Regions from separate parts of the Homo sapiens genome. Here region 1 is linked to region 2. A link is a loop called in an ENCODE intact Hi-C map of the cell type or tissue named here. Cell type or tissue: Caco-2. All regions are shown on one strand. Each heading gives the region's core, and the rest is flanking DNA. Links, peaks and the distances in the headings are about the cores only.

What was found. Peaks named below come from ENCODE experiments on the same cell type or tissue, not always from the same donor. Only the 100,000 strongest peaks of a DNase experiment are listed, where the experiment ranks them.
Region 1: a loop joins it to region 2, with 6 times the contacts of the local background. A loop is called at or near these places in 5 of 110 quality-filtered maps.

What each region holds. Positions count from the first base shown.
Region 1 is chr9:1,000,258-1,016,077 of GRCh38, reverse strand. It overlaps the pseudogene RNU6-1073P and the pseudogene H3P29. Among named protein-coding and RNA genes, the nearest start is that of DMRT3, 32 kb to the right of the region's middle. RefSeq lists a silencer at 6,681-6,880. In Caco-2, for the core only: a CTCF peak has its summit at 6,798 (motif pointing right); a DNase peak (open chromatin) is centred at 6,807.
Region 2 is chr9:901,476-917,295 of GRCh38, reverse strand. It overlaps DMRT1 (doublesex and mab-3 related transcription factor 1), which reads right to left. Exons shown (of 5, transcript NM_021951.3): 4 at 389-533. Among named protein-coding and RNA genes, the nearest start is that of DMRT3, 67 kb to the left of the region's middle. In Caco-2, for the core only: no CTCF peak of the experiment used is centred there; a DNase peak (open chromatin) is centred at 6,065.

The DNA of each region.
Region 1 (15,820 bases), core at 5,602-8,101, 98 kb before region 2:
GTGACCAAGAGGCAGAGAAACTGAGCAGAGTTTTTGGAGCTGGGGAGACAAAATTGGGGTTTTGGAGGAAAGGTCCAGTGAAACACCTCAGATTTTCTGTTAAGACCCCTGAAAGCCTCTACTCTGGGATTAAAGATAATGAATAGCACTCACAAATACAGAAATCCAGCTCAATCCCAGATTGGATAAAGTAATTCACCCTCAGCTCAACTGCCTGGAAGAATCAGGTTACATGATTGTGGAAGTCAAAAACTCAGAAAAAATCAACAGATAAACTATTAGAATTAATCAGTGAATTTAGCAAGGTCACTAGATACAAGGGCGAGGTTAAAAAGTCCATTTCATTTCTATATATCAGTAAGAACTTTTTTTATTTTTTGAGAGACAGTGTCTCACTCTGTCTCCCAGGCTGGAGTGCAGTGGTACAGTCACGGCTCACTGCAGCCTCGACCTCCAGGACTCAAGCAATCCCCCCACCTCAGCCTCCTGAGTAGCTGGGACTACAGGTATGCACCGCCATGCCCCGCTAATTTTTGTATTTTTTGTAGAGACAGGGTCTCACTATGTTGCCCAGGCTGGTCTCAAACTCCTGGTCTCAAGCGATCCTCCTGCCTCAGCCTCTCAAAGTGTTGGGATTACAGGCATGAGCCACCATGCCCAGCCCCAGAAAATATTTTAAGACAAAACTTTAAAATCTGTACCATTTATAATGGCATCAAAAATCAAATATCTAGGAATAAACCCAACAAACATATGTGAGATCTCGCTACATAAATCTACACAATATTATTGAGCATAATTAGGGAGGACTTAAATAAACGGAGAGATACATTCTGAGTCAGAAGACTCAATAGTGTAAAGATATCAGTTCCTCCCAGATTGATCTATAGATCTGATTTAGTCCCAATCAAAACCCCAGCAGGTCCTTCTGTCCAAATCGAAAATATATGTGGAAATGCAAATCACCATGAAAAGTCCATAAAATCTTTAAGAACAAAATTGAAGGGCTTATATGGCAAGATACCAAAACTGATTATGAAGTTATAATAAGACAATGTGATATTGGCAGAGGGATAGACAAATTAACCAATGGAAATAATCCAAAAACAAATCTTCCTATAGTCACTTCATTTACGGCAGAAATGCAATGCAGTGGAAGAAAGAGTCTTCACAATAAGTGGTGCTGGGCCAACTGGAAATCTATACAGAGAAAAATGAATCTTGACCCCTACCTCACCCGACACACAAAAATCCATTCCAGATGAATTGCAAATCTAAATGTGAAATGTAAAGTGGAAACATGTAATACCTTCATAACCTTGGACTTGATTAAAATTCAGAATTTCTGTTATTAATACATCCAACAATAGACTTGAATTCACAATATTTAAAAACTTCTACAAATCAATAAGAAAAAGACAGATAAACCAATTTTAATGGGAAAATGTGAATCTACACTACATAAAAGAGAATATCCAAATGGCTAATAAGCATATGAAAAAGCGCTCAACATCACTAGTTTTCAGGGAAATGCACATAAAATTACACTGAGATAATCACGGAACACCCACCAAAATGGCTAAAACGTAAAAGACTGACAGTACCAACTGTTGGCAAGGATGTAGAACATCTGACACTTTCATGCACTGCTGGTAGAAGTATAAATTGCTACAAACTTTTGGATAACTGTTTGGCAGCATCTAGTTAAACTGAACATATGTATACTCTGCCTGAGCAATTCTATTTCTACGAATATACATAACAGATATATGTACATATGTTCACCAAAAGACATGTGTAAGAATGCTCATAGAAGCACTCTTTGTAGTAACCACACCCAGAAATAGCTCAAATGTCCATTATCAGTAGAATGGATACAATGTGGTATATTCACATAATAGAATACTGTACAAAAATGAAAAGAAGCAACCGCACGCAACAATACAGATGAATGGGCCGCAGACATAATGCTGAATGAAAGCAGCCAGTCATGAAAGAGGACAAACTTTATGATTCCATTGTTATAAAGTTCAAAAAAGGCAAAATGAATCTGTGGTGTCAGAAATCACCTTGAGAGTTGCCTTTGATGGAGGGGCTGGCAGTAGGAAGGAGAGGAGGCTTTGAGGTCCTGGCACTGTTTTCAGTCTTGGTCCAGGTGCTGATTGCATGCCTGTGTTCACCTTGTGAAAAAAACATTTGGCTAGCCAGTGACTTGCGCTCTTTTCTGTATGAATGCTGTACTCAACATCTATTTTTAAATAATTGATAATCTGAATTTTATTGGCTTTGTTTGTATTTACTTTGTATAAGAACTATGAGGCTATCAAGATTATAACTAGTTACGTTCATGCATATTTAAATTTTATTATAACAAAAATAACTTGAGAAGACATTAAGATGTTAGAATCATTTTTAAACTCCTTGTCTGAATTTTAGATATTGATGAGTGATACCAGATATAAAAATTAGGAAATTAAACTTTTTAAACTTCTTCCCACTTCCCTCTCCCAAACTTCTGTTTTGTCGCTGTTAGTTTTGTTATCTTGTCTTTTATAATATATTTATGTCCTATTCAGTGATCATAAACCTTGTGGTCATTTTCTTAATTCTAATTTACATTGTTCACTTTTCACCACCCACCTCTTTCTTTTACTTCAACTTTTTCATTCTTGAATTTGTCAGATGAGACCACTATTCAATATATAAGATAAAAAGACAAAACTGAAGTTACTGCTTTATAAGAGACAACTGTGCTGATCAGCAGAGCTGACTATGGATCTCATACAGGGTTTAGGGGAAGGTGGAAGTTAGAGACAGGATTTCCAGGGGTGTAAGTGGGCTGACGTCATTGATGACACTGTTGTTGATTGGTTGACACTTGGAGGCCTGTTTAATTGAACTTCCTCCTTTCAGAAGGGAGACCTGACACTGACTGGTTGGCTTTGAAAAGTGTGTTCACTCAGTTGCCGCGTTGTTGATCTATTGGCAGGTGAAAAACAGGGATATGTCCGAAGTCTCCTAATGTATAACAGTTCCATGTTCTTGCCGTTGTATCATCTCAGGTTTTTAGCTCTCTTCTCCTGTGGGTATTTTTCTCTTCTACACTAGCTTGTCCATCTATCTTTGTGTGTTCTGTCCCTCTGGTATCTTTTCTTCTCTAATATTCTATACATTTTCATGTTTTTTTTTTTTTAGACGGAGTCTTGCTCTGTTGCCCAGGCTGGAGTGCAGTGGCACAATCTCGACTCACTGCAACTGCCACCTCCCAGGTTCAAGCGATTCTCCTGACTCAGCCTCCCAAGTAGCAGGGATTACAGGCACCTGCCACCACGCCCAGCTAATTTTGGTATTTCTAGTAGAGACGGGGTTTCACCATGTTGACCAGGCTGGTCTCGAACTCCTGACCTCAGGTGATCCACCTGTCTCAGCCTCCCAAAGTGCTGGGATTACAGGCGTGAGCCACCACGCCGGCCAATGTCATTTCTTTTCATCTTTTTCATGCTTAAGGTGGGCAATGCCATCCAGATGTTCTATAATCAGTGGCACAAAATTAACACCTCATGAAACAAACTTTTATTTTCTTTGGTCTGTCTGGTTTTTTCTTTTTTTTTTTCTTTTTTTCGAAAAGGCAAATTTGTTGCCAACATTTAAAAGTTGGGAGGTGACACATAAAAATTCAGAATTTCAGCTTCTCTTGAAAAACAAAATCAAAGACGTGACAATACCGGACTTAAGTTGGCAGAGAGCAACAATCACCTGGAGTATTATTTTTTATAGCTTCATGTATTTTAATACAGGAACGGCACAGAAGACAGCCAACATTAAAAATATATACTTGCATGTAGGACAACTCAGTTAGAAAAGTCTGTGGATGGAATCTGCTGTATGATAAAAGTGCTACAAACACCAGTTAGTTGCAGTCAATAAGAAATTTGCTTGTTTTTAAAAAATGCAAATGCTGGCATCGTCCAGAAACATTTAACAGGTGTATTTGTAATTGCTATAAAGTTGAACTGCTGAAACTTGTTCAACAAAACTTTTGACTTGCATGAATGCTGTACATCTCATTTATATGAACAATTCACACTCAGATGAAAATGGAAAAACTGCCCATACCTGATTTCTGTCTCCTGTTTTTCCAGTCACAATCATATACTTAAGTACCTTTTGGCCCCACGAAAAAAAATGTCTATTGTTCACAACTACCAAAAACAGGAAGAAGAGAGTTTTTATTTTTTTGAGAACGAAACGTGTTTCTCCTCATGGTAGATTATTAAGCTGTTCTCCACGTGCTAGCTGGATGCCTTTTGGCATAATTGTTACATGTCTGGCATGGATGGCACACAGGTTGGTATCTTAAAAAAGGCCAACCAGGCCAGCTGCAGTGGCTCACGCCTGTAATCCCAGTACTTTGGGAGGCCGAGGCGGGTAGATTACTTGAGGTCAGGAGTTCAAGACTAGCCCGGCCAACATGGTGAAACCCTGTCTCTACTAAAAATACAAAAAAAAAAAATTAGCCTGGTGTGATGGCGCATGCCTGTAATCCCAGCTACTCAGGAGGCTGAGGTGGGAGAATCGCTTGAACCCAGGGGAAGCGGGGGCAGAGGTTGCAATGAGCTGGGATCGCGCCATTGCACTCCAGCCTGGGTGACAAAGTGAGACTCTATCTCAAAAAACAAAAAAAGGCCAACCAGGTAGGCCTCCCTTGCCTCCTGCAAAGCACCAACAGCTGCACTCTAGAAGCACAGATCTGTTTTGATGTCCCGTGCAATTTCTCTCACCAGGTGCTGCAAAGGAAGTTTTGAGTTGTAAGTTCAGTGGACTTCTGAGACCATCTAATTTCATGGAGTGGCACAGTGCTAGGCCAGTAACGATGAGGTTTCTTTAGCCCTCCAATATGAGGCCCACTCTTGTGAGCAGCATTTGTAACCAGCTGCTTCCTAGGTGCTTTACCCCCAGTTGATTTGTGGGCAGTCAGCATGGTAGGAGCCACAGTATAGAAACTTCCTTCCCTACCCACCTTCCTCAGCTGGAGCTCAGCAAGCTAGTGGTGGCTGCGAACACAATTTGGAGACCGTTTAACATCGGCAGTTTTCAAATGTTAGTGAGCATCAGGACTACCAGGAGGGCTTGTTAGAACACAATTTTTCAGGTTGGGTGTGGTGGCTCAAGCCTGTGACCCCAACACTTTGGGGGCGCAGAAGCAGGAGCATCACTTGAGGCCAGGAGCTCGAAACCAGCCTGGGCAACATAGCAACACCCCATCTCTATGAGAAATTGTTTTAAGAATTAGCCAGGTGTGGTAGCCTGCCCTGTAATCCCAGCTACTCGGGCAGCTGAGACAGGAGGGTCACTTGAGCCCAAGAGTTCAGGGCTTCAGTGAACTGTGATCATGCTACTGCACTCCAGCCCAGGAGACAGAGTGAGACCTCTGTCTTGGGGGAAAAAAATCACAATACTCTTAACCTTTCCCACAGGCTGCCTATTTACTCCGTAGGTTTTCTTTTCTTTACATCGGTGGATATTAGTGAGAATTCTCAGAATTTCATCACCAGCCTCCTTTTCTTGAATCACTCCAGGCAGGTAGGATGGGATTGGTAGGTACCTGTGTGGTCTACACTAGAAGCTTCGATTATTTTCTTGGCCACCATGTTTTAAAGTTTCTAACAAGAATTTGTGCCTCTTAACCTAATTTGTTTACTACTGGAGAGTTTTTGCTGAGTTTTGGCACTTTTTGTTCCTTTTGTGAGATCTTCAGGAAGGAGCTATAGGCCAACTTCCTGTACCCTCACTGTGGTAAAATCCAGCTCTGGGTAATTGAATGGTCCTGCTCTAAATGGTCAACCTCTTTCTCAATGTTTGTCCTACCACCACACCACTTCCCACCCCCAGAGATTAGAATCAGTCTGGAGCGAGGGCCAGGTATCCAGATCTTTAGAAGCCCTCTGGGTCGTTCTATTGTGATGCCAAAGTTGAGAGTCACTGCCACAGTTCGGTGCTTTTCAAATGTTAGTGAGTGCGCCAATCTCTAGGGTCTAGCTAAACTTCAGATTCTGAATCAGTATGTCTACAGCGTGGCTCCAGAGTCTGCCTTCTAGCCAGCTCTCAGTGATGGTACTGCTGCTACTCCTTAGACCACACTTGGTAGCGAGCTTTTAGAGCTAACTCAGCTAATGATCTTGCCTGGGTACGCTTAGTGCCCCGTGTCCTCAGACTCAGTGTGGCAGATGTCCTGTCTAAAGCACGGAAGGCGATGTACAGAGACTACTTTTTGGAAATTTTCTGGGACTTTTGTGGAGTGAGGTCGGGTCATCATAGAGTAAGAGCCAATCACACATTGGACCCTGAAGCTAGCCACTTCTAATTATAGCTACTGGACATTCACAAATTCTTAGGGTTCCAGGAAGGGCATGGAAAAGACAGAAACATCCCCTTAAATCCTACTTCAGAACAGGACATATGATTTTTGCCTAGGTACCTATCATTTGTCATCAGTTCTCCAAAGGATAAATGGGACCACGCAGAGAAATGGCATCACCAGCATGTCCCAGCATGTCACCCACATGCCACAGTGAGAGGCACAGGAGTGAGGCAGAGCCAGAAAGAGAGGAACAGTGAGCAATGTTCCCACCTTCTGAGGAGCTGATGGGAGCCCAGGCAGCCGACTGCACTTTAGTAAGCGTGAAAGACAAGAAGACGTCGCTGAAGCTTATTCTTGTGAACACTCAGGGTAACTCTGAGAGTGGCCACAAAACCTGGGCCCAGGGCCAGGCTGTGTTAGCGCAACAGCACCACTAGATGGCGCCATTGGCTCGAGGAGCACAGAGTGTCCGCCCGGTGCTGGTGAGGCTTGTTTCAGCCCCGCTTTAGGACACGATGCTTAGATCCGTAGAACGAAAATGATGGAAGTGAAAGATCAGGGCTGCTACAAGATGCTTTTCATCAGGCCAGAGCCTTTCTTTTTTCCATTTTAAAATATTTATTTTTTATTGATACGCAAATATTTGCACATATTTATGAGACACGCGTATCTTTGGTTACATGCATAGACTGTGTAATGATCAAGTCAGGTTATTTATCGTATCCATCACCTCGAATATCATTTATACGTATTGCAAACACTTCAAGTCCTCTCTTCTAGCTTTTTTTTTTGAAATATACAATACCTTGTTGTCAACTCTGGTCATCCTACTCTGCTGTCGAACATTAGAACTTATTTCTTCTAATTGTGTGTTTGTACCCATTAACCAACCTCTCTTTACCCCCATCTCCCACTACACACCCTTCCCAGCTTCTAGTGTCTGTCATTCTACTACTCTCTATCTCCATGAGGTCAGCGTTTCTAGCTCCCACATATGAGTGAGAACATTTGACATTTGTCTTTCTGTACTTGGTTTATTTCACTTAACATGATGACCTTCAGTTCCATCCATGTTGCTGCCACTGACATGATTTCACTCTTTTTTATGGCCAAATAGTATTACATTGTGCATATGTACCATATTTTCCTTATGTATTCATCCATTGATGGGTATTTAGGTTGATTCCATGTTTGCTATTGTGAACAATGCTGCAATAAACAAGAGGGTATATGTATCCTTTCAACATACTGATTTCCTAACCTTTGGATAAATACCCAGCAGTGGAATTGGTGAATCATATGTTAGTTCTATTTTTAGTTTCTTGAGAAATCTCCATACTGTTTTACATAATGGCTGTACCAATAATTTACATTTCCACCAAAGTATATAAGAGTTCCCTTTCCTCCGCATCAGGCCAGAAATCTTTGACATTCAGAACAACCTAGCAATGTCTAAGGGGCATCCAGCTGTCGGTGGCTGACCAGGTCACTCCTGTTCGCATGACAGAAGGATACCTGGAGGAGTCTTTGTGCCCACTGGATTAGTGAAAATAAAATCTTTTTCTACCAACTGGTGGAATCCTCTTTTGAAGTAAAAAATCTTTTCCATTTTTTGTTTTCACTTTTTCAAAGTTATTATATATTGAAGGCTTATATGAAAGGAAATGTGGTAAAGGCTTCAAGTCCACTTAATCTTCACAGTAGCCTTGTGGCCTTGTTATTATCCCCATTTTACAGGTGGGGAAATTGAGGGCTGAAGACATTAAAGCCTCTAACCCAAATGATGAAGCCAGGACTTGAACCCAGTTAGATCTGTCTCCAAAGCCTATGAACTTAACCACTGTGCTACACTACCACCCAGTCGGTATTTATTCAGAAACGCACATGTCTAGACAGTGGCCTTTCTCAGTCCAGTATTGTGTGACTTGCAGCAAAAATATCTTACAGAGATACGGTGTGGTAGGGGAAGAATGGGGATTTCAGGTGCCCATAATCGGGTATCTAACCCATTCTTTAGCAGCTAAAAGTTCCCAGAACATCTTTATTTCCCTTCTTCCTTCTTCCTAGTATCTCTTCTTAGCATGAAATGCTGTCAGCTGCTTCTACTAGCTGAAAAAACAACAGCTGCCTCCACAACCATCTAGAAAGGGCCCTGCACCTGGTGATTCAACGCCCTCTTTTTGCTACTTCCTTTCCAGGCCTGTCTCTCCCGCATCAACCTAATCTGTGAAATGGAAAGCAAGCTGGTTGCATTAATTCTTACTAAAGTGTACACAACTGAGAGTCATTGCAACATATTATCCAAATATCATCCAACTAAGTGGTGTTTGGCTTTGGGGCGAAAGGAATGTGCTGAGATTTCAGTGATGATATTTCAGCCTACATGCTTTATTACAACTCAATGCTTTTGCTGATTCGAGGAGACAGACCCTGAGGAAAAGACCAAAGGCAGGGACAAAGGGTAAGGCCTGCAAGTAGAAAGGATCGATTAGTAATTATGACATTTCACACACATCTGGGGCTAAATATTCTATGGTAATAAGGAAAGCTAAAAAAAAAAGGCTATTTCTTTCCTAGGCTAATTCCATGGCCTGAACATAATATGCTGTTCTTTGTTTCCTCAACTGGAGAAGGATAGACTACTTAAAAAACAAGAAACCTGAGGAAGCCATTGGCCACTTTAACAATGATATAAACTATTCCAAGGTGACAAAATAACTCTAGTTTTCTTTATATACAGAAAAAACTCCAACTAATATGTGGAAGCAATGGTAGAATTAGAAAATCCCCGCTGGGTGCAGTGGCTCACGCCTATAATCCCAGCACTTTGGGAGGCCAAGGCAGGTGGATCACCTGAGGTCAGGAGTTCAAGATCAGCCTGGCCAACATGGCGAAACGCCATCTCTACTAAAAATACACAAATGAGCCGGGCGTGGTGGCGCGTGCCTGTAATTCCACTCGGGAGTCTGAGGCAGGAGAATCACTTGAACCCAGGAGTCGGGAGGTTGCAGTGAGCCGAGATTGCGCCACTGCACTCCAGCCTGGGCAACAGAGGGAGACTTCCTCTCAAAAAAAAAATTAAAAAAAAAAAAAGGAAAATCCCCATTTTTCAACCCCTAATTGAAATTACTGATTCCAGCAACATAGTGAGCAAATGAAAGGTTGTAGAGAAAAGATGGAAAGTGGAGTTTGCAATGGAGGGGTTGTCTGGCTGACGTTACTGACCCCTACTGATCTTGCCTGGTGGACAAAAGACCCACTGTGTCCTTTCGGAAGTGACGCAGTAGGCAGTGGACCAGCATCTCCTGGGAAGTACATCTCCCTCAAACATTTGAACCCATATCAAAGAAGCCTCTAGATCTGCTTCCACTCTACAGGAAACATGGGGGATCCAGGAACAAATTAAGTGACTCCACGAGGAAGCAAACACACAGTTTCAGAATGGAGAGGATTCTGCTGAGCAATGGACTCCGTTTCCTCACAAAGGGGGCGTCCACTGTGCAAATGAAGAGACGTAAGAAACATAGAACCAAATACAGCGTGTGGACCCCCATCAGACAAACCCACGGTAAAGGGGGAGCGAGGCTGGAGATAACTCGGAGATTTTTATGAACTCGGTCTTATGATACCAATGAATTACTTTTAATTTTGTCAGATCTGATCATGGCATTGTAATTATATATGACTATGCCCATTTTTAGAGATGTTTACTGAAGTACATAAGGGTGAAATGACATTATTTGCTTTAAAGACTACTTACCTCATCCAAAAGGAAGAAACAGGAAATGGGATGGATGGGTCAAGTGTCGTGTAGTCTTCGTAACTGCTTAATGTTGGTGATGTGTAGATTAGGGTTCATTTCACTATTCTCTATATATGTGGGCCTTTTATTTTTTTAATAATAAAGTTTTGTTTTGTTTGTTTTTTGAGACAGGGTCTCACTGCGTCACCCAGGCCAGAGTGCAGTGGTGCAGTCACGGCTCACTGCAGCTTCAACCTCCCTGGGCTCAGGTGATCCTCCCACCTTAGCCTCCCAAGTAGCTGGGACTACAGGTTCTTGCCACCACACCTGGCTAATTTTTTGTGTGTATTGTTTTGTAGAGACGGGGTTTCTCCATGTAGTCCAGACTAGTCTGGAACTCCTAGGCACAAGCAATCCATCTGCCTCGACCTTCCTAAGTGCTCGGATTACAGGCGTGAGCCACTACACCTGGCCAAACATTTTTTAAAAATCAAAAAGACATGCTCACTTCAGTGACATCAAGTAGGACAAAAGACAATTCAATAAGTTGATGATATTTTCAGCTTTGATGGAACGCATCCACAGCCCCTGGCAGAGCTCATCATCAGGGTCAGGTCCCTGAAATCATCCATGTCAGGTCCCAAATATCCCGCTTGTAAAACTGCATTGCATTCCATTTACCCATCTCAGAAAGATAGATGGCGCCATCAGCCTGGTTAGGATTGGTTTCAGTGACCAAGCATTTCTAATGAGAACACACTGCAGAAACCAACCACTTCCTTGCATAAGACATTCAGCTACAAACCCTGGTGGTTAAGCTGCGATGGGTTCTGCCAGCTTTGAGCTTGGGTCACAGACCTGTTCAAGGGCAAGTGTTCTTCCAGCACTCCGAGAAAGAGATGGCTGTTGATGCAGATGGCATCATACGAAAAGCTCACCTCCATTCATAAGAAGAGAATGCAAATGAAAGCATACTGAGATTTTCAAGTTGTGGGAAATCACAACTGAAAACACACTCACTGGGGATGTGGGGCAACTGACATTCTTGTACTTTATTGGTGGGAGTATAAACTGGAAAAATACCTATAAGGGGACAAATTGGCAGTATCTAGTAAAATTACCAATGCATGTACGCTTTGCTGCAGGAATTCCTCTTTCATCAATTCATGCAACTTATACTTGCTCCCAATTCAAATCACATTGGTCTAAAGTTATTTATTACTAAATCGTTTAATAGTAGATGACTTCAAAACTTAACATACTTACCAGAAGGGGACTGCTAAATAAACTATGGAACAGCCAAATACTATGTAATTTTTAAAATTTTTATTTTAAATAAAATTTTAATTTAAATTTAAATTTTTAAATGAAGAAACTATCTTTATAATTATATTTAGCTATCTCCAAAACATAGTAAGTGGACAGAAAAAAAAAGGCAAGGTAAAACAACTGTGTATATAGTATACTATAAATAATGTTTAAAGAAAATGAAAAAAGAATACTTATGCTTGCATGTGCATAAAATATATCTGGAAGGGCTGCGCATAGTGGCTTATGCCTGTAATCCCAACGCTTTGGGAGGTTGAAGCAGGAGGATCACTTAAGTCCAGGAGTTCAAAACCAGCCTGGACAACATGGTAGGATCCTGTCTCTACAAAAAAATAACATAAAATATAGAACAAAAATTAGCTGGGCATGGTGGCGTGTGCCTATAGTCCCAGCTACTAGTGAAGCTAAAATTAGGAGGATCACTTGAGCCTGGGGAGGTCAAGGCTGCAGTGAGCCGTGATCATACCACTGCACTCTAGCCTGGGTGACAGAGCGCTGCCTTGTTTGTAAAAAGAAAATTAAAAATAAAATATTTCTGGAAGGATGCCCAAGACACTAAACATTGGTTGCACTCAGGTAGCTCGGAGGAGGGAGAATTTTCCCTGTAAACCTTTTTATGTCTTTTTACTTTGGAGCTCTGTAAATCCCTGACCTTTTCAAAAAATAAAAACAATTTCCTAACAACAGAAAACAAAAAACTGTCGGTTGACTTTCAAACCAAGCTTGAAAAGAAAACATCATATTTTAATTAGGGGCTAGTCTGGGACTGGGAGTTGGAAATTGTACCCACTGGAACGTGGGCCACTAAATGGCAAAAAGAAAAAAAACACAGTTAAATTTCCCTGTAGGGGCAAAATATTTCACATCCAATTAAAGCCAACTTACTATAGCTGGTCAAATTAAGGCCAGTTTCATCTTACACTCAGGCTTCACTGTCCTGATGAGCTGGTCTCTGAAATCCTGAGGAGCAGACTCTGGAGGCTGGGCATGTCAGGGCCCCTGAGCCTAATGGCCCCAGTGTCAGCCCAAGATGGGCTCTCGGATGTGACTCTCAGGGGGAAATCCAGCTCCCCACAGCAACTGTGTGACCCTGAAGCAGCGTGTTAGTGATTCTGGGCCTTCTGCTGGGAAAATGCATGTATCAAGAATGCATCACTGAAACAGCACACAGTGGACTCGAGTTCATTTTTCAAATATATCTGTTCAAGTGAAGACAGAGCCTGTTTTTAAAATCTATGAAACAGTTCCTGTTAAAAAAAAATAGTACAGGAGCAATAAAAAACGTACCTACCTTTTAGGGCTGCTGTGAAGATAAGTTGAGTCGATACACGCACACAAAATAAAAGTTAGCTGTGGCCGGCATGATGGCTCACACCTGTAATCCCAGCGCTTTGGGAGGCCGAGGTAGGCGGGTCACCTGAGGTCAGGAGTTTGAGATCAGCCTGGCCAACATGGTGAAACCCCATCTCTACTAAAAGTATAAAAATTAGCTGGGTGTGGTGTTGGGCGCTCATAATCCCAGCTCCTTGGGAGGCTGAGGCAGGAGAATTGCTTGAACCTGGGAGGCAGAGGTTGCAGTGAGCAGAGATCGAGCCATTGCACTCCAGCCTGGGTGACAAGAGCGAAACTCTGTCTAAAAAAAAAAAAAAAAAAGCTATTATCATCAGGAAGGAAACATAGGATTTGGAACTACTTAAAGCTCAACATATCTGTAGCATCTGTTCTGCTTGACAGCAGTCAGTCATCTTAAAGGTCAAGCCAGTGTATCTACAGACCACACCATGTGACCACTCTGAAGAATGACAGAATGTAGGATTTTGGAACTGAAAGGGCTCATGTCCCTGTGGTGTCACCTCTTAGTTTCATTGTATGCTTTTCTCCACAGCTTCCCAGGCATGCAGAAAACTCTACCTCCTAGCCCTTTCCTCTAAGTGAAGCCATGGCACTGGATCCAGCCAATGAAATGTGAGCAGAGGTGAGGCCCTGGAAAGCCCACCAGCACACCCTCCCCTGCCAGGAAAACCACGTGTGGAAATGGTCAAGCCACAGTAAAGAAGGAAACTAAAGCCAGAGTGGCTGTAATCCCAGCATTTTGGGAGGGCAGATCGCCCAAGGTCAGGAGTTCAAGACCAGCCTGTCCAACATGGTGAAACCCCGTCTCTACTAAAACTATAAAAAACTAGCCAGGTATGGTGGTGCATGCCTGTAATCCCAGCTACTCAGCAGGCTGAGGCAGGAGAATCATTTGAACCTGGGAAGCGGAAGTTGCTGTGAGCCGAGATCATGCCACAGCACTCCAGCCTAGGCGACAGAGTGAGATTCTGTCTCAAAAAAAAAAAGGAAACAATTCTTGTGTCACTGCCTAAAGAGCTGCCAAACCCATGGCAGATTCTGCACGGGTTAAAGTTTTAAAATAAACCTTTATGTGTTAAACCACTGAAATTTTGGAGTGTGTTAGTGAAGTGTAACCTAGGCTACCCCACCCAGCCCTTACTGGCTTTAAAGGCATTCCTATTTTCAGCAAGGTTACAGGAGCTTACAAAATGGTTTTGCTTTTAGAGGGAATTTGACCCATGTGGTGTGATGAAACCAGTTAGCTTTCAGGCAGGCCAGAACTTACAGGCTGTTTGTAACATATGTCATTTGCTTGGGTAGACAGATCTTTGAAAACATCGGGTCCATGTGCTCGCTTCAGCAGCACACATACCAAAATCGGAATGACAGAGAGAACATTAGCGTGGCCCTGAGCAAGGATGACTCACAAATTTGTGAACCATTCTATAAAACAAACAAACAAGCAAAAACTGGAACCACAGTGGCATAAGGTTGACAAAACAGAACTTTTGGTACAAAAAAGTTGGGAAACATGGATAGTTGTCCCCTTGTTTTAGGGATGAAAATAGAGACCCTGGGAGAAGCAAGGGACCTGTCCCAGGTCACATGTAAGCCTTATAAGGAGCAAGTCTCCAGGTCAGACGTCGAGGGTGAGGGGTAAAGAGCCCTCCTGCTTTAGATCAGCCTGGTCAGGCTCAACAGGCACTCAGGGATTCCAGCACCCCAAAAAAAGTTCCTCCCTGTTCTAGGGAAAATTTTAGGGAATTGAATACCCTACATGGATCTGTCCCAAATTCAGCTACAGGAAAGAAGCACAAATGAGTGAGACCAAGACAGGGAACATCTAATTTGTTTCCATACGATATTGACAGATCTTCCACCTTTTCCAGAAATGCCTAAACACTCGGTGCATACGTGAGATCTCTGGATTTTTCAATGTTGGCAATTACTTGAAAATGAAAACAAAAACTCTGTACTAATCAAACAAAATACACCTGAGGGCTGGATTAGGCCTTCAGCCCATTTTGTTACCACTTCAGCTTTCCTGTTTTCTTAACTGCAGGGACATGACCGAGGCGACAGCTATAGTCATACCACAGACACATCGCTTCCGGTAGGGTTACAAGATTTAGCTAACAAAAACATAGGATGCCCAGTTGAATTCAACTTTGGATAAACAATGGATAATTTTTTAGTATAAGTATGTATAGGCCATACATATATTGTAGAGCATAATTATGTCCAGGGAATATTATATAAGTATTATATCATATGCTACATGTATCAGTATTATATATTATACTTACATACTATTCCCTGGACATAGTTATATATATATATACACACACACACACACACACACACACACACATAAAAATATATACCTATACAAATTCAGCCTGGGACATCCTTATGATAAAAAATTATTCACTGATTATCTGAAATTCAAGTTTAACTGGTGTCTTATATATGGACCAAGACAGTTGATTAATGAGCTCTTCCTTCTTTGGCGCTAATTTATCAGGAAAACTGGAAAACAAAGGTATCTGGGTCCAGCTAGGCTCAGAACAAGTCACCAAAGCTCTGGTGTGTGAATAACTGTATGCGATGCTGTAGGAAGGACTTGATCCCACCCACAGAGTGGCTACTCTCCTGGGCAAATGGCCACTGGAACCCGCTGTCTGGTCAGGCTTGCCTGGCTTCCTTCCAGTTGGGAGGCCTTTAGGCCACAACGGGAATGCATTTTATTCTCCCTATCCCTTCTACTCACTGAGGGTCAAGCCCACTACCTATGGGTGTATCCTCTGCAGGCCGCGCTGGCTTTTGCAGTGCCCTTTCCTCTCCCTGCCATAATAGCTGCAGCAGATGCTGGTGCTCCCAGGCACAGGTGGGCTCACTTCCCTTGTCCTCCAAACACTCATCATGCCCGTGCTTCTGGTGGGGGCCGGAGCTAATGGATCTCAGCTGAGGTTGCTCCAGGCCTCCCTCCCACCCCTTGGGAGAGGGAGGCCAGCTCAGAAACCACAATCCTCCCTCCTTCCTGTAGACTTAAC
Region 2 (15,820 bases), core at 4,993-7,492:
TTTTAAAATGAAAGTCTTTGGGAAAGGAGTTTTCAATGCACAGAAACTCACTTCACAAAAAATACCAGGTCTTGAACCACATTTAAAGTGCCCCTGTATTTCATATTGATCCTCCATAAAATACATTTTTAGCTTCCAAGGGAGAGTCTCTCATCTTACTCCTGTCACTCTAGGAATCCAGAAAGGAAAAAAAACATGATATTAAGAATCAAGCATAGCAAAGTCATTTTATAACTAAATTCTTTAAAGGATACTTATCCAAGCTTCACACAGCAATAAAATTTCCAACAATTACTAACAGCTAAGCCATTAGACACAGCTAATGACCCAATACTGGATAGCCATCCTCTCTCAACCCCAAATCCAGTCTGTGTGACCAGACACCTACCGCTCGCCCTGGCTTCCGGGTAAGAGGGAGCATCCTCAAAAGTGAAGAACTGGGGCACGCTCTGGCCCAGGTAAGAGGGAGGCGGGTAGTAAGAATGCATCCTGTACTGGGAGCTCATTGCATGGCGGTTCTCCATGTTCTTCATCTGCTTAAGAAAAAAGAAGAAATATACTGAGATCAACATTGCATGTCACAACTAGTACAATAATTATCTAGTTCTTTAAAACAAGGTAACAGGCTGGGCACAGTGGCTCATGCCTATGTTCCCGACACCTTGGGAGGCCAGGGCGGGAGGATCGCTTGAGCCCAGGAGTTCAAGACCAGCCAGGGCAACACAGTGAAACCTCTTTTCTACATAAAAATCAAAAAATTGTTTGGGTGTGATAGTGCACGAGTGAGATCTCAGCTACTCAGGAGGCTGAGGTAGGAAGATCACTTGAACCCAGGAGTTTGAGGCTGTAGTGAGCCGTGGCTGCTTGCACTACTGCACTCCAGCCTGGGCAACAGAGAAAGACCCTGTCTCAAAAAAAAAAAGCAAATTAAGGGAATAGCCTATCTAAGTTGGAAGTGGCCTCAGCCATGAATATGCTCTTCCAATGTACTGGGCCTAGAACTATGATGGTGCCCTTTCTATCTTAAGGTCCCCTCTAAAGCACCCCTGAAATTCCTTCTGTTCATTTGGTGCTCGATTAACCAGTACAAAAGAGAACAGGGTGGTGGAGAGGGGACAACACAATCTGCTGTAACACTAACAAATTTGTTTGAACGGGCGCAAGTTATCAGACCTCTTCCCATGTTTCTTCATGTGCAAAACTGGAATTTTATCTTGGTTACCTTACAGTGTTCATATAAGGAGAGTATTTAAAATGACTATAGGCTGGACGCAGTGGCTCACGTCTGTAATCCCAGCACTTTGGGAGGCCAAGATGGGCAGATCACAAGGTCAGGAAATCGAGATCATCCTGGCTAACACAATGAAACCCCATCTCTCCTAAAAATACAAGAAAATTAGCCAGACGTGGTGGCGGGCACCTGTGGTCCCAGCTACTTGGGAGGCTGAGGCAGGAGAATGGCGTGAACCCGGGAGGCAGAGCTTGTACTGAGCCGAGATCGCGCCACTGCACTCCAGCCTGGGCGACAGAGCGAGACTCTGTCTAAAAAATATATATATATTAAAAAAAACAAATAAATAAATACTGTAAAACAACATGCAAACCATGTGTAATGGGAAGCTGTGGACATTAGCACAATGCCATGCTGGATCCTGTTAGTCGGTGTCTGTTCCCTGCAGCAAGAACAGGAGTCTGAGATCTGAATTCTGGAGGTGATTTGGCTTCTGCTAACTGGACACATGGGGCAGAGCAAAACTCGGAAGGCAGTAAGGAGGCACAAGCGCCCCTCCAGTGGCAGCTGCATGTGAGCACAGCAGTCATTCATTTTTTTCCGGCAACCAGACCCTGCCTTTAGGACCATGAGATAGCTTTTATATAAGAAGCAGTTCATTCCCTGTGGCTTCCTGATTCTCATTCAAAGCTAAGAAGATATGACTTGATGGCTTAGAAAGGGCCCCCCCTCCATTTCCACTTTCCTGGCCCTGATGACTCTGATTGTGTAAGACCCACTTCCATGAACATCTAGACCCTGTTAGAGACACCGAGCATTCAACTCATGATCACATCTTCACGGCAACAACAGAGCTGGACTTCAGTTATTTATGACAGTCTTTTAAAACTTAAATTTAGATGGTACTCGCTTTTAAACAAAATTCGATCTAAGGGAATGTTCAAGATAAACCAATTCTGTCCAGAAATATGAGTAATTTCAAAATAATCCAAAATAATTCAAAATCATGTTTTTCAATCAAGTATTTTAAATGGTACTTGAAAAAGAAAATAGCACTAACTTGACAGAGCCTGGTAGTGTAAAATTAGGCACTGGGCTTCCTCAAGATTTTCTATGAACATCTACATTCTGGACAATTCACCAACTAACACTGGCTTAAGTGTACTTTGGGTATTATGGTGCTGTTTGGTAGAAAGAGCTAAGTCCCTGATTTCTGCCTGATGCTTTGAGCAGCTCAAGGAATTTATTTTTGATCTCTACTGCTCTCAAGCTCAAATCTATGTTCTCATGAGTGGATTACTTCTTCTGGAGAAGCAAAGATACCATTACAGGTGATTATTTCCTCTCAAGTGAAGTTTACCTGGGTAAGTCCCCTTTATCCTTTCTAGTTTGTTTTTCTGAAGTATATGAAATGGTGTCTCTTCTAGGCCAATCACTCCGTTTTCACTTTCTACCATTACATTAAATCTTTTTTTTTTTTTTTTTTTTTTTGAGACAGAGTCCCACTCTGTCGCCCAGGCTGGACTGCAGTGGCATGATATTGGCTCATTGCAAGCTCCGCCTCCCAGGTTCACGTCATTCTCCTGCCTCAGCCTCCCGAGTAGCTGGGACTACAGGCGCCCGCCACCATGCCTGGCTAATTTTTTGCATTTTTAGAAGAGACAGGGTTTTACCGTGTTAGCCAGGATGGTCTCGATCTCATGACCTCGTGATCTGCCCGCCTCGGCCTCCCAAAGTGCTGGGATTACAGGCGTGAGCCACCGCGCCTGGCCACATTAAATCTTTACTAAATAGAAGGTTAAAGAAGCTATACTCGGAAAACAGCCAAAAAGGAAAAACTGGCTACCCCTAATAAATAAGACCACACAGCAGAAGAGCCCATTAAGAAGCCACTAAACCATTTAAGAGAAAAGGGACAATCATGGTAGCTGTTTACTACACACACCCAGTTATCAATTAGAGCACTGCAGCATCTTTTGATGATTCCCAGCAGCTCTCAATGCGCATATGAATGGCCAGGGGGTCCTGTTAAAATGCAGGTCCTGATGGTAAGACTGGGCTGGAGATGCTGATATTGCTGGTGCCCAGGGACTAGAATACGTGATCCTTCCTCTCATACTTAGTACCTCTCAGAACCCAAGACCAAAGGAAACCCTTTAAAAAAAATTGTTTGAGACCGAGTCTCACTCTGTTGCCCAGGCTGGAGTGCAATGGCACAATCTCGGCTCACTGCAACCTCTGCTTCCTGGCTTCAAGCGATTCTCCTGCGTCAGCCTCCTGAGTAGCCTACTCTACAGACATGCCCCACCACGTCCGGCTAATTTTTGTATTTTTAGTAGAGACGTTTTCTCCATGTTGCCTAGGCTGGTCTCAAATTCCTGGCCTCAAGTGATCCGCCCGCCTCGGCATCCCAAAGTGCTGAGATTACAAGTGTCAGCCACTGCCCCAGCTTAAAAAAAAAAAAAAATTACCAGTTGCTTACAACCATCCAGTTTCCAGCTGAACTGGAAAAGTGAAACTATGTAAATAGCAATTTTTAATTTTCATTCTTTTTTTATTTTTATACACAAAATTCCCCAGAACTAAAAGATTTTTTTCAGGGGTCTGTTGCCATCTACAACTGCTGCAGCAGTAAAAACTCAAACACACTTTGAATTGAAAAGCCATTTGTGTCTCCATAGACTTCCTTAAGTCAATTACACAGTCTGAGTAGTGAACACTGAATTAGAAGCAAGGTGCCGACATAAGCCGTAATATAAATAATGGAGCCTCCCTGCTCTGGGGGCTGAGTTTGTCACATCTACTTCAGGTTTGACAATATCTTCAAGCCAGTTCTTCAAGGAAAATGCTTTTCAATTTTGCCAGGGTACAAGAAAACAGATAGGATTTGGGCCTAAATGCTCTGCAAAATGCTGGATGTTTTTTTTACTATGAAAGTTTACACAAACCTTCCTTTCAAAATGTTTGAAAAATGTTGATCATGAGTCTATAGCAGGTGTCAGCAAACTTTTTATTGTAAATGTCAAACAGTATATATATTTTAGGCAAGCCATACAGTCTCTAGCAATTTGTAAAATGAATGGGCATGGCTGTGTTCCAATAAAACTTTATTTGTAAACAGTGGCACTGGTTCCTTCTCAAACTTCACTCTCACTGGAGTAAGGTGAGAAGGGAACTCAGTACTGATGCCTGGACTCCACTCAAGAAAATCTGGTTTAACTGCTCTGGGATGTGGCCTGGGCCCTGGATATTTTCAAAGATCCCAGTTAATTCTAATATGACACCGAGATTGAGAACCAGTGCTCTACAATTACCAACATATCGTCCATATACCTTGGAAGTACGAGATCCCAACAATCCCCTATATTAACTAAAACAGGCTAAATCTGACAAATAGACTGGCTAACGCTGCCAATCCCAATGTATGTATTATTTGACAAAAAGATGAAGATGAACAGTAAAATTCTTTTTTTTAACTAACGCTTACTGGAAAATAAACACAATTTCAAATCCATGCGTGTGCTTATTTATTCCCTTAATTCCTTTTCCATGTTTTCCAAAAGCATGAAATAAAAAGAACTATTAGGAAATAGGAATTTAGTTATTTATATTCAAACATTCACTATCCTTAATGAATCCCCAAGATCACTGAGCTATAAAAGAATTCCAGTAAAAGAAGAAAAAGATACAAAGGGTCAGACTCCATTTGAGGTTACTAGAATGTGAACTGATATGGTTTGGCTCTGTGTCCTCACTCAAATCTCATCTCACACCGTAATCTCCACGTGTCAAAGAAGGAACGTGGTAGGCGGTGGTGATTGGATCATGGGGGCGGTTGCCCCAATCTGTTCTCATGATATGGAGGGAGTTCTCTTGAGATCTGATGCTTTAAAAGTGTTTGGCAGTTTCCCCTGTTCTCTTTCTCCTCTCTCCTGCTGCCTTGTGAAGAAGAGAAGGTGCCTGCTTCTTCTTCGCCTTCTGACATGACTGCAAGTTTCCTGACGCCTCCCCAGCCATGCGGACCTGTGAGTTAATTAGACCTCTTTTTTTATTTATAAATTACCCAGTCTTGGGTAGTATCTTTACAGCAGTGTGAGAACAGACTAGTACATGAACTTACTGAGGTCATCAGTCACTTCAGCTACATCCACCTCAAAGAATCCACAAACAACCCATCCACGTGACAACTTGCTCATAAGAAGAAAAGGACAGTTCTATGTGTTTCTAAGTGCATGTGTAGCAATATAAACAGGATGTTAAAACTGCAATTCATGGATGGGCGCGGTGGCTCACGCCTGCAGTCCCAACATTTTGGAAGGCTGTGGTGAGTGGATCACCTGAGGTCAGGAGTTCAAGACCAGCCTGACCAACATGGTGAATCTCCGTCTCTACTAAATACAAACAATTAGCTGGGTGTGGTGGCAGGCGCCTATAATCCCAGCTACTTGGGAGGCTGAGGCAGGAGAATCGCTTGAACCCAGGAGGCAGAGGTTGCAGTGAGCTGAAATTGCACCACTGCACTCCAGCCTGGGCGACAGAGTGCGACTCCATCTAAAAAAAAAAAAAAAAAAAAAAAAAAAAAAAAAAAAAAAAATGCAATTAACCCAGAAAAAGGCATGGCAGAATGCAATTTCAAACTAAATTACTTCCTGCTCTCTTCTAACTTTAAAAAGAAAATCACAACCCTGCTACTTTTGGCTTAAACAAAATGGGAAATTAACGAAGCCTTTGAAACTCACTTTACTTTAAACCAGTAGTTCTGAACTAGGGGCAGTCTGATCCTCCACAGGGCATCTGGCAACATCTGGAGACGCTTTTGATTGTGACAAGGGGGCAGGGAGTTGATGCTGGCATCTAGTGGTCAAGGTCAGGGATGCTGCTGACTGTCACTACAGTGTAGTGTCCCACAATTCCCACAGGACACAGAATTAACCAACCCAAGGCCTGAACAGCGCCAAGGTGAGAAGCTCCCTTTAAACTAACTGAGCACCACCCCTGTGCTCAGTCCCTCACCTCCAGCTAGAAGAAAACAGCTAAGTGCTGCTGAGGGACAAGAGCGGCAAAGAAATCAGAGGAGCCACTCAGTTTTCCTAAAGGGATATATATTTTTCTCCTTTGTGAAATGCCTCCTTGTTTCCTCTCAAGGTTTTTTTTTATTCCTTCAAGCTAAGCAAATAAATAAACCAAGTAAACCCTAAAAACCCAGGATTCCAGTGAATGATGACTACTATTATTATTAGCAGTGGTCACTGGCAAGCAAGAGGCATGTTTTATACGTTATTACCCATCCAAAGTCTCTGAACCAGAGTACGACCCATGGATAAGAGCTGGCTGGTGGAGGATGCTCATGGTGTTAGTATTAACTTTGCAGGCAACCCAAGACCTTGGAGTTGTGTTCTATTAAATTGTTAAGAATATGCATTACAGTAAACCCGAGCCATAATTTCCTTTTATACGTGTTAGCCACCCTATTTTATAGTAACAATAATATCTGAAAAAAAAACCATAAAAATGTTTGAGTTCACTTCTTTTTTTAAAAAAAAAAATCCCAAATACCAGTCACTGGTTATCTAGTAACAGTTTAGATGAGTGCCTGGTCTTGCATCAAAGTGAACAGTCTATCCAGGTGAATGACTAAAAGGGATTTGTGAAGACCAAATTGTCATCTAGTTGTTTACTAAACATCGCATGGCTGCATAAAACTGGAGTTGATGTAACAAAGGGGAACAGTCTTTTTTTTTTTTTAATTTCTAAGTTTTTTCATTTGTTTTTGAACTTATATCAGATGATGCCTTTTTCATTAAAAATGCCTGTGCTCACATTTATTAAAAGTTTTCATCATCAGTATTTAGGTATCTTGATTCTTCATGCTTCAAGACAAAAAAATCTTCAGCGTTAAGTTCGTATCTCTCTAGAGCTTCATTCAGCTTCACTGGAGGCTCTAAGTAATGCTCATTTGCAGAAAGGGGAACAGTCTTAATGAGAAGAGTTATTCTATAGGATAACATTCCTAATTGCAAACTGATATTTAAACAAATAGTGTAATGACTCAGCCAGGCACAATGGCTCACACCTGTAAATCTCAGCACGTGGGAGGCTGAGGAGGAAGGATTATTTGAGCCCGGGGGTTGGAGAACAGTCTGGGCAACATGGTGAGACTCCATCTCTACAAAAAATTTAAAAAATTAGGCAGGCATGGTGGTGCACACCTGTGTTCCCAGCTACTCAGGAGGCTGATGTGGGAGGATCGCTTAAGCCCAGCAGGTCAAGGCTGCAGTAAGCTATGTTTGCCCTGCTGACTCCAACCTGGGTGACAGATTAAGACCCTGTTTCAAAAAAAAACAGAAACAAAAAAACTCCCTTGGTATTCATATGTGGCTTACAGTCTTTTAAATGGCAAAAGCTGTATTTGGGGTAAACCTTTGGTTTTCTGAACAGAAACCTTTTTATAAAGGTAGGACTCTTCACAGGCTGTAGAATTCTGGGTCTTCTGGTGGTGCTGGGTGTGAAGGCTGGGGTTGACTTTTACCCTCATTAAATGATGGCTTTAGTTTTAATAGATGCTTCTTTTCGAACCATCTAAATGGGATGCCTGTTCCCAAGCTCACCTAAGCACACACCGTGAACTGTCTGAGCCTACAGACTTCACCTACGCAAAGGGCTTCACCCAAAAAGCCCCGTTCACCTTCTGAAATACACACCTTATTCATTTTTCAGCATTCCATATTTCACAGCTGAGAAAAAAATTTTAATATATAGGCTAAAATGATTGCTATTATGCACACATTTCAGAGATTACCAAAGCACCAGGCCAAATGCTGAGGTGTGTGACCCAAGCAGATTCCCACAGCGAAAACCCGCCCCTCCCGACTTCCTTTCCTTTTGTGTCCAGAGCTCTGAAGATGAGTCCTTTGCTCCCTTCCTCTCCTGCGCTCACCTTGCTTTCTCTTAGGTGGTCCTGCTATGGAATGCCCTCCACTTCCCTCCTAGAGGGAGGAAAGAACCGAGGCAGGCAGAGACAGGCACTTGTGAGGACTCAGCCTTTGTAAGGGATTCCCGCAAAGGCCAAGAGGATCCTTCAACGTGTGTGGGGTGAGGGGTGGACAGGGGAGGGGTGAAGCTGCTGTGCTAAGCGTGGGGCTGGGGCTGGGCATTCAGATGCTGAAGAACCCAAGAGTCCTTTTTCCAAACGAAAGCTCTCCCTCCAAATGCGCCCAGGAGAGGTGGGAGGGGAAAACGGGGGAGGAGTGGAGAGGAGGACGCTCACACAACAGGGCAGAGAGAACCAACCATTTCAGAAGTGATTCATTTAAGATGTTTTAAGTTGCAAATCCCAAATTTCCCACTACACATGCAAAAACAAAAGAAAAAGTGTGGGTGGAGTTTTCAAAAAAAAAGAACCAAAGGAAAGTTTGTATTACAGTAGCTCCAAAAATAAAAATAAACAACAGCCCTAAGGTGAACCATAAAAAAACAAACAACTCACATGGAAAAACAGAACCAAAATTGAACACAAGGATATAAAGCAAGCCCTCCCGCAATTTCCATAAATTGTGGAGAGGGCATGGAAGAGAAATTCACATCAGTCTTTTTTAAAAAAACATTTTTAGAGACAGGGTCTCTCTGTCGCCCAGCCTGGAGTACAGTGGTGTGATCGCAGCTCACTGCAGCCTCAATCTCGTGGGCTCAAGTGATCCTCTCACCTCAGGCTCCTGAGTAGCTAGAACTACAGGCGCACAACACCAAGACCAGCTAAATTTTTTATATTTTTTGTAGAAACAGGGTCCCACTATGTTGCCCAGGCTGGTCTTGAATTCCTGGCCTCAAGTGATCCTCTCACCTTGGGCCCCCCTCCAAGAGCTAGGATTACAGGCATGAGCCACCATGCCCAGCCCACAACAATCCTGAATACCCATTAAGGATAGAAACCCCATAGGATATCAGGATTACACTTGTATTTATTAGTGGTCCATTTTGCTTATCTTTAGCCCAGAAGCAATTCAGATGTGAGTATTTTGACATTTTACAAAGGCCAAATTATTTTTTTAACTTGTGTTGTTCAACTGTTTTCACCATCTGCCATCAGTGGTACTGACGGAACAACAGTGTACTTCTTGAGACCATGTTTTCCAAAAGGCAGAAGTGTTACCTTTTATAGGGCCCTCAAATAATTCAGTATGCAGTCAGTGTGTGTTATATACATATAACACACACACACACACACACACACACACATATATATTTTAGAGAACTGTATGGAATTGAACAGAATGCAATAGAATAGAACAGAACAGAATAAAAGAGAACTGTATATAAGAATTCATTGCATATACAATTTGGGTAAGGGGTAAGAACTGTTCTACAAAACTTGTCATTTTGTGTATGTGTGTGTAAATATATACTGGAATACAGTTTCTTACTGTGGGTCTCAATCTAAAATGTTTGAAAGACACCAACGTATAAATCAGGTAAAGGGATGCAAGTACCTCTAAAAGGAGGTAAACAGTAAGAAAAAGCCAAATTTTAAAAAATGTTTCCTTTTCCTAAAACCTGAAAGGGTCTTGGTGCATATCAGGGGGTTCACAAAAGAGAGTGGGGTGGTTGGTTTGGACCAGTGTCTGGCTGGGACTAGCTCAGCGCCTTCTTCATCTTGAGAAATCTATGCAGGATTTTCCAGTTCCTGGGTTGGAAACCTACATTTGTCTAGTTCACAAATCTAAAATACAGACCCGGACTTCCCAACTGAACCCATGTATACCAGGCATAAATGCAAGTACCATTTACATAAAAGCAACTAAGAAACAGAGTTTCAGTAAAATGGCTGGAGAGAAAGGAAATTAAAAAGGTTGTATTTTTTAAATTTGGTTAATAATGATCAGCACGCTCCACTCTCTCACATGTCCAGTCTCTGAAGGCATCTACAATGCTTCTTAAGACTGGGGTGTGTGTTTGTACGGATGGGGGTTGTACTGATGATATTCTTAATGTTAATTTTCCTGAGAAAATACTGGTTACTGACGATAAGATTAACCAAATTTCAGAGGAAGAAAATGAGCATCTATTGAGAAATAATATAGAGACTTGTTATCTCATGAGTCTTCATAATTTAATAATCATTGATATAGGAAGAAACTGCTCAGAGAGATCAAATAACTTGGTTCTGGTCCCAAGGAATTAAGTACAGACAGCAAGATTCAAAGTAAATCACCTCAGACGCTTCTGAGATTTCTCTCTACTAAACCAAGGAAACTTTCTAATTTTAAATGAAGGTATCTGCTTAGTATAAAGACCTACTTTGCTGCCTTTAGCTTTTAACAACTCTTCGCATTGTCTCTACTTCTGGAGCAAATAAACTTTTTTTTTGATTGTCTGAAAATGAGAAATGATGCCCACAACCGCACATTTAGGAACTTTGATTTCAGAACCAGAAACATCAGAGGCATCCATATCTGTTCCCACCTTGATGGACAAACTTAATTAACCTTTGCTACTCTGTTCCAACCTACTGTTTTAGACAAAACTAGTGACCCAGAAACAATATGTCACCATCACAATCTCCAGGGCTGCGACATCAAGAGATATAGCCCTATCAGCAGTATAGGAAAATAAGCCACTTGGATTAGCTGCTGTAAGAAATATGGATTATATTCATGTCACACATGAGCTGTCAGAAACATTAGGATACTTTTAGCATAAATCAGCAGTGTGAAGGGTGTCTTATGAGCACAGAACATGAGAGCCTGCCGGGAGGGCAACGTGAGGCTGTCTGGGGCCACATTCTAACTAAGCACACGCACACACTCACATCCTTTACCAAACTGGTATTCAAGATCCGACGCAGGCTGGTGACCTCTGATGGACACACTCAACTTGTGGGTGGCAGGAAAAAGCCCTGCCCACTCTAAGACCATGAAGGGAGTCCACCTCCAACTAATTGAAATGACACAAGAATGACCAAAAGCATCACGTTACCACTGTTCCCTAAAGTACATGGATTTGGAAGAGTGTGTGAGTGTGTGTGTGTGTGTGTGTGGGTGTGTGTGTCACAGAAGCATCTTGAGAGACAGCATGCCTAGTGATTTTCCAGAATTTCACGGCTTTAAAAGGAAAACCAAGAAATGTGCACTGCCCTGCAAGGAAAGCAGAGACACCACGGGAACAGAGGTGCCTCTCTGCAGTCAGGCAAACTCCAAATCCAGCTTCCCCGTTTCCAGCCGTGCAGTACTAGCTAGCTACTTCATCTCCCTGAGCCCCAGTTTCCTCATCCACAAAAGGAGGCTCACAGCCCGGAAAGGCTGTGTTTATGGATGAAATGGAATAGGAGACAGGAAGTGCCCAGCAGCGTGACACTGTTCCAGGGCTGTTCTGCTTGCACCCTCCTCTTCCCCTCACGGGTCCACCTGCTTCTGTCAACGGGAGAACGGGGCACCGCAATGAAAGACTCCTCTTCGGGGTTTGCAAACAAATGACTCAAACAAAAAACCTTTCCATTATACACTTTAAAGGTGATTTTAAGTACATAAACTTTAGTTTGACATGTCCTGCAGTGCCACACACACACACACACACACACACAGACACACACACACAGGGGCAAGGGAGTGAGGAGACAGCGAAATTTCCAGGCCTTCCCATTTTTTGGTTTTATACAAATACTCCAGACATAGAATTATGTCTGCCTTCCTTCCCCTAGAACTGGGACTTGCCAGAAAGAATGTTGTGAGAAGGAATGTGATAAATAAAATGTGGGGATAATACCTTTTTCCCTGTTCCTCAGTCTATGTATGAACACCCCTTCCAGGAGGCTGTGCATCTCAATGGTGATGCCCACAGGGCCAATGCTATACCAAGGAGGGGGTGCTGAGGGCAACCCATCCTGGGGGGAGGCAGTAAGGGGGTGCACTCACTGTGGGATAATTTTTTAAAAATAAAATCCACTAAAGTCAATCTATCACCATGCACTGGAAATTCTAAACAATAGTTGTGATCAAACACTTGTCCCCACCCTGCCTCTTGGCATGCCACAGCAAGGGCTCATCTTTCCACAAGGCATCACAGTTCTCCCCGGGCTCTGATCGAAACAGGAATAAGAGAATTACATGTGTCTTTTTTTTTTTTTTTTGAGACGGAGTTTCGTTCTTGTTGCCCAGGCTGGAGTACAGTGGCGCAATCTCGGCTCACCGCAACCTACGCCTCCCTGGTCCAAGCGATTCTCCTGCCTCAGCCTCGAGTAGCTGGGATTATAGGCACCTGCCTCCACGCCCAGCTAATTTTGTATTTTTAGTAGAGACAGGGTTTCTCCATGTTGCTGAGATTGGTCTCAAACTCCTGACCTCAGGTGATCCACCTGCCTCGGCCTCCCAAAGTGCTGGGATTACAGGCGTGAGCCATAGCACCCGGCCACATGGGTCTTTTGAGTTTTCTTTCTCATCCATTCCACCATGAGCCAGTACTTGAGAGTCTCTAGCACAGTGCCAGGCACGGAGCAGCCACTCAATAAAAACAATCAACAAATGCATAAAGGAGTCTCTAACGCATACTCTGTAATACAGTGGATATTTTTTGGCAACTCTAGTCTTTTTTTCTATCCTATTTCTATTATGGTATTGAAAAAACAGGGCAAACCTGTTATGCATTCCCTTGATTTTCATCTTTATTCAAATGATGAGGAACACTTAAGAGACCACAGAAATATAGACTCCTAAGAAATCTGAGAATCACTTATACATGTAATTAAACGTTCTGAAAAGCAACTAATTTCATATCATATTCATGTCTACTTAACAGGAAAAAAAGTAAGCTAAAAGGGCAAACATAAATGGATAAGATTTTGGCCACCAGCCAAACCAAATCAAATCTGAAAGCTTTCAAAAACTGTGATCTAATTATCTAAATTTCAAGCCAATTACAGAATCCCCAAATGACTATATTATTTACTAACCTAATGCTACTGTGTCAGATAATAGGTAATGTAACAACCTCGCAAGACTAATAATATGCTTCTGCCTCCGATTCAATTGTGAAGTAGTCCCTGGAGTACATCAGCACTTTACAGGGGATTTCTTACTCAGCCCAGATCACACTGAAGTCATCTAACAATGGAAATGAATCTGTAGGACAGCCCAGGACTTACACAAGTCTTCCGAAGGTTGCTGAAAAACCTAATGTTTCACTCTATCTGGCTTCCTGGGATGCTACTGGACCACTTCAACCAGACTGAAAAAACAATCCCTTAGGATGCCCAGGTCTGCACTCCTTCTAGATATTCTCTGAGTCAGAGCTGTCTGTTCTCCAGGGCCCCAGGTATCCAGAGGCCAATTCTAGTTTCTTCTGGAATCTACATATTTTTAACCAAAACACACTCCAAAAATGTCTCTCCTGTGCACTATACTGTAGCTACGGGATATTCCTAAACCCAACCTCTCACCATCTGTCTGGGCTCAGCGGCTAAACTTCCCACCATCACCCTCCCTGAGCTTTGGCTCCAGACAAAGAGCCACTGGGAAAATTGTCATCGCAGGCACCAGTTCTTACAAACAACTACCCTTGCTGCAGGATCAAAAGCATGCAAGTCATTAAGCTTTCATCATCTGTGAAACAAAACAGCAATTCCTTCAAGGAAAGGTGTAATAAAAACCAGATGATGACTGTCACGATCATCACTTGTCATCAGCTAAAATGAGACAAAATAGGAACTCCTTGGTGAAAGTGCTGGTAGGTGAGGTGATCACCTAGAAACAGAAAGCCGGGACTGCATTCACCCAGGCTTAATGCTTCAGAGGAGTAATGTGGGTGGGGGTGGGCAAGGACTCTCACTGCTCCTTACAGGGCCAGCTAGAGAAAGAAAGCTTTGCTCCCTGCAGGAGTAAGACTATGTTGTAAAGACCCAAGAGAATTGGGTCCACTATTTCTCTTTAAAAGAGAGGAACCTAATGAGGAATTATGTTGCAGAAGAAAACATCATAGGCATGGCTAAGACTTGACAAGCCATTTAAGGCAAAGTTTATACTAATAGTAATGTGACCCCCAAACTCAGGGAACATGACAGCTTTAATTCCACTGGCTTTAAACTTTCTAGGGTCTATCATGACTTTGGAGTTGCATTTCCTTAAACAGAAGAGTCTCCAAAACTTGCCTACTGACCTAGTAGGCCCAATCATTACATCCTCACCATGTACCTGACAGCAGAACCTACTTGGGGTTCCTGTGAATGAATTCCTCAAAATGCTAGACCAGCATGAGGGTGTTCCCATGGCTGTCATAAAAAGGAGCGGAAAGCTGGGCATGGTGGCTCACACCTGTAATCCCAGCACTTTGGGAAGCTGAGGTGGGCGGATCACTCGAGGTGAGGAGTTCGAGACCAACCTGGCCAACATGGCGAAACCCTGTCTCTACTAAAAATATAAAAATTAGCTGGGTATGGTGGCGTGTGCCTGTAGTCCCAGCTACTCAGGAGGCTGAGGCAGGAGAATCGCTTGAACCCGGGAGGCAGAGGTTGCAGTGAGCCGAGAAACTGCATTGGTGTACTCCAGCCTGGGCAAGACAGCAAGACTCCATCTAAAAAAAAAAAAAATGTGGTGGGAGGGGAAGCACCCTGCAAGTCAAGAGGTAAGCACAAATGTAAGTCCACATAATTGCTAAAGGGAGCACACTGAAGCCCCTAAAGAACTTCACTGTTGTCACAAGGACACACTGAGTACTGCAGCAGTCTTAAAAAAGAAAGGTGGAGGAGGAGGGGGTGTAGGAAGGAGGCGAGAGACAACGGGTATCAACTTTTTACATTGCTGAATAAGAGCATTAACAAAAAACATCCCACCATCTAATACATCACTTTATGTTTTAAAAAGTTGAAAAGTGGCTGGCGCGGTGGCTCACGCCTGTAATCCCAGCACTTTGGGAGGCTGAGGGGGGCGGATCACCTGAGGTCAGGAGTTTGAGACCAGCCTGGCCAACATGGCAAAACCCCATCTCGACTAAAAATACAAAAATTAGCTGGGCGTGGTGGTGCACGCCTGTAATCCCAGCTACTCAGGACGCTGAGGCAGGAGAACCGCTTGAACTAGGGAGGAGGTTGCAGTGGGCTGAGATCGCATCACTGCACTCTAGCCTGGGCAACAGAGCGAGACTCTGTCTCAAAAAAAAAAAAAAAAAAAGGGCTAGTTTCACTTGCTGATGGTGTGGGCCATGGGGGTGAGAGGGCAGCCTTGGAGTGAGGGTGTTATCTTGTGGATAACAAGACTGTGAAGGGCTCCCGGCCAAGGGTGAGAGGGCCCAGGGCAGGTTCGTAAGGCAAGTCACTCCCGCTTTCTCCATCCAGAACTTCCCAGGAGTTTCCAGTGACCAGAGCACATCATCCTGGGAAACCTGACCGTGGAGCTCAGTGGCAAAAAAAAAAACTCATGTGAAGTCTCCTACTATGTCTTAAAAATTGGTCAGGCAGCCGGGCGCGGTGGCTCCCGCCTATAATCCCAGCACTTTGGGAGGCCAAGGCAGGCGGATCACCTGAGGTCAGGAGCTCAAGACCAGCCTGGCCAACATGGTGAAACCCCGTTTCTACTAAAAATACAAAAATTAGCCAGGCATGGTGGC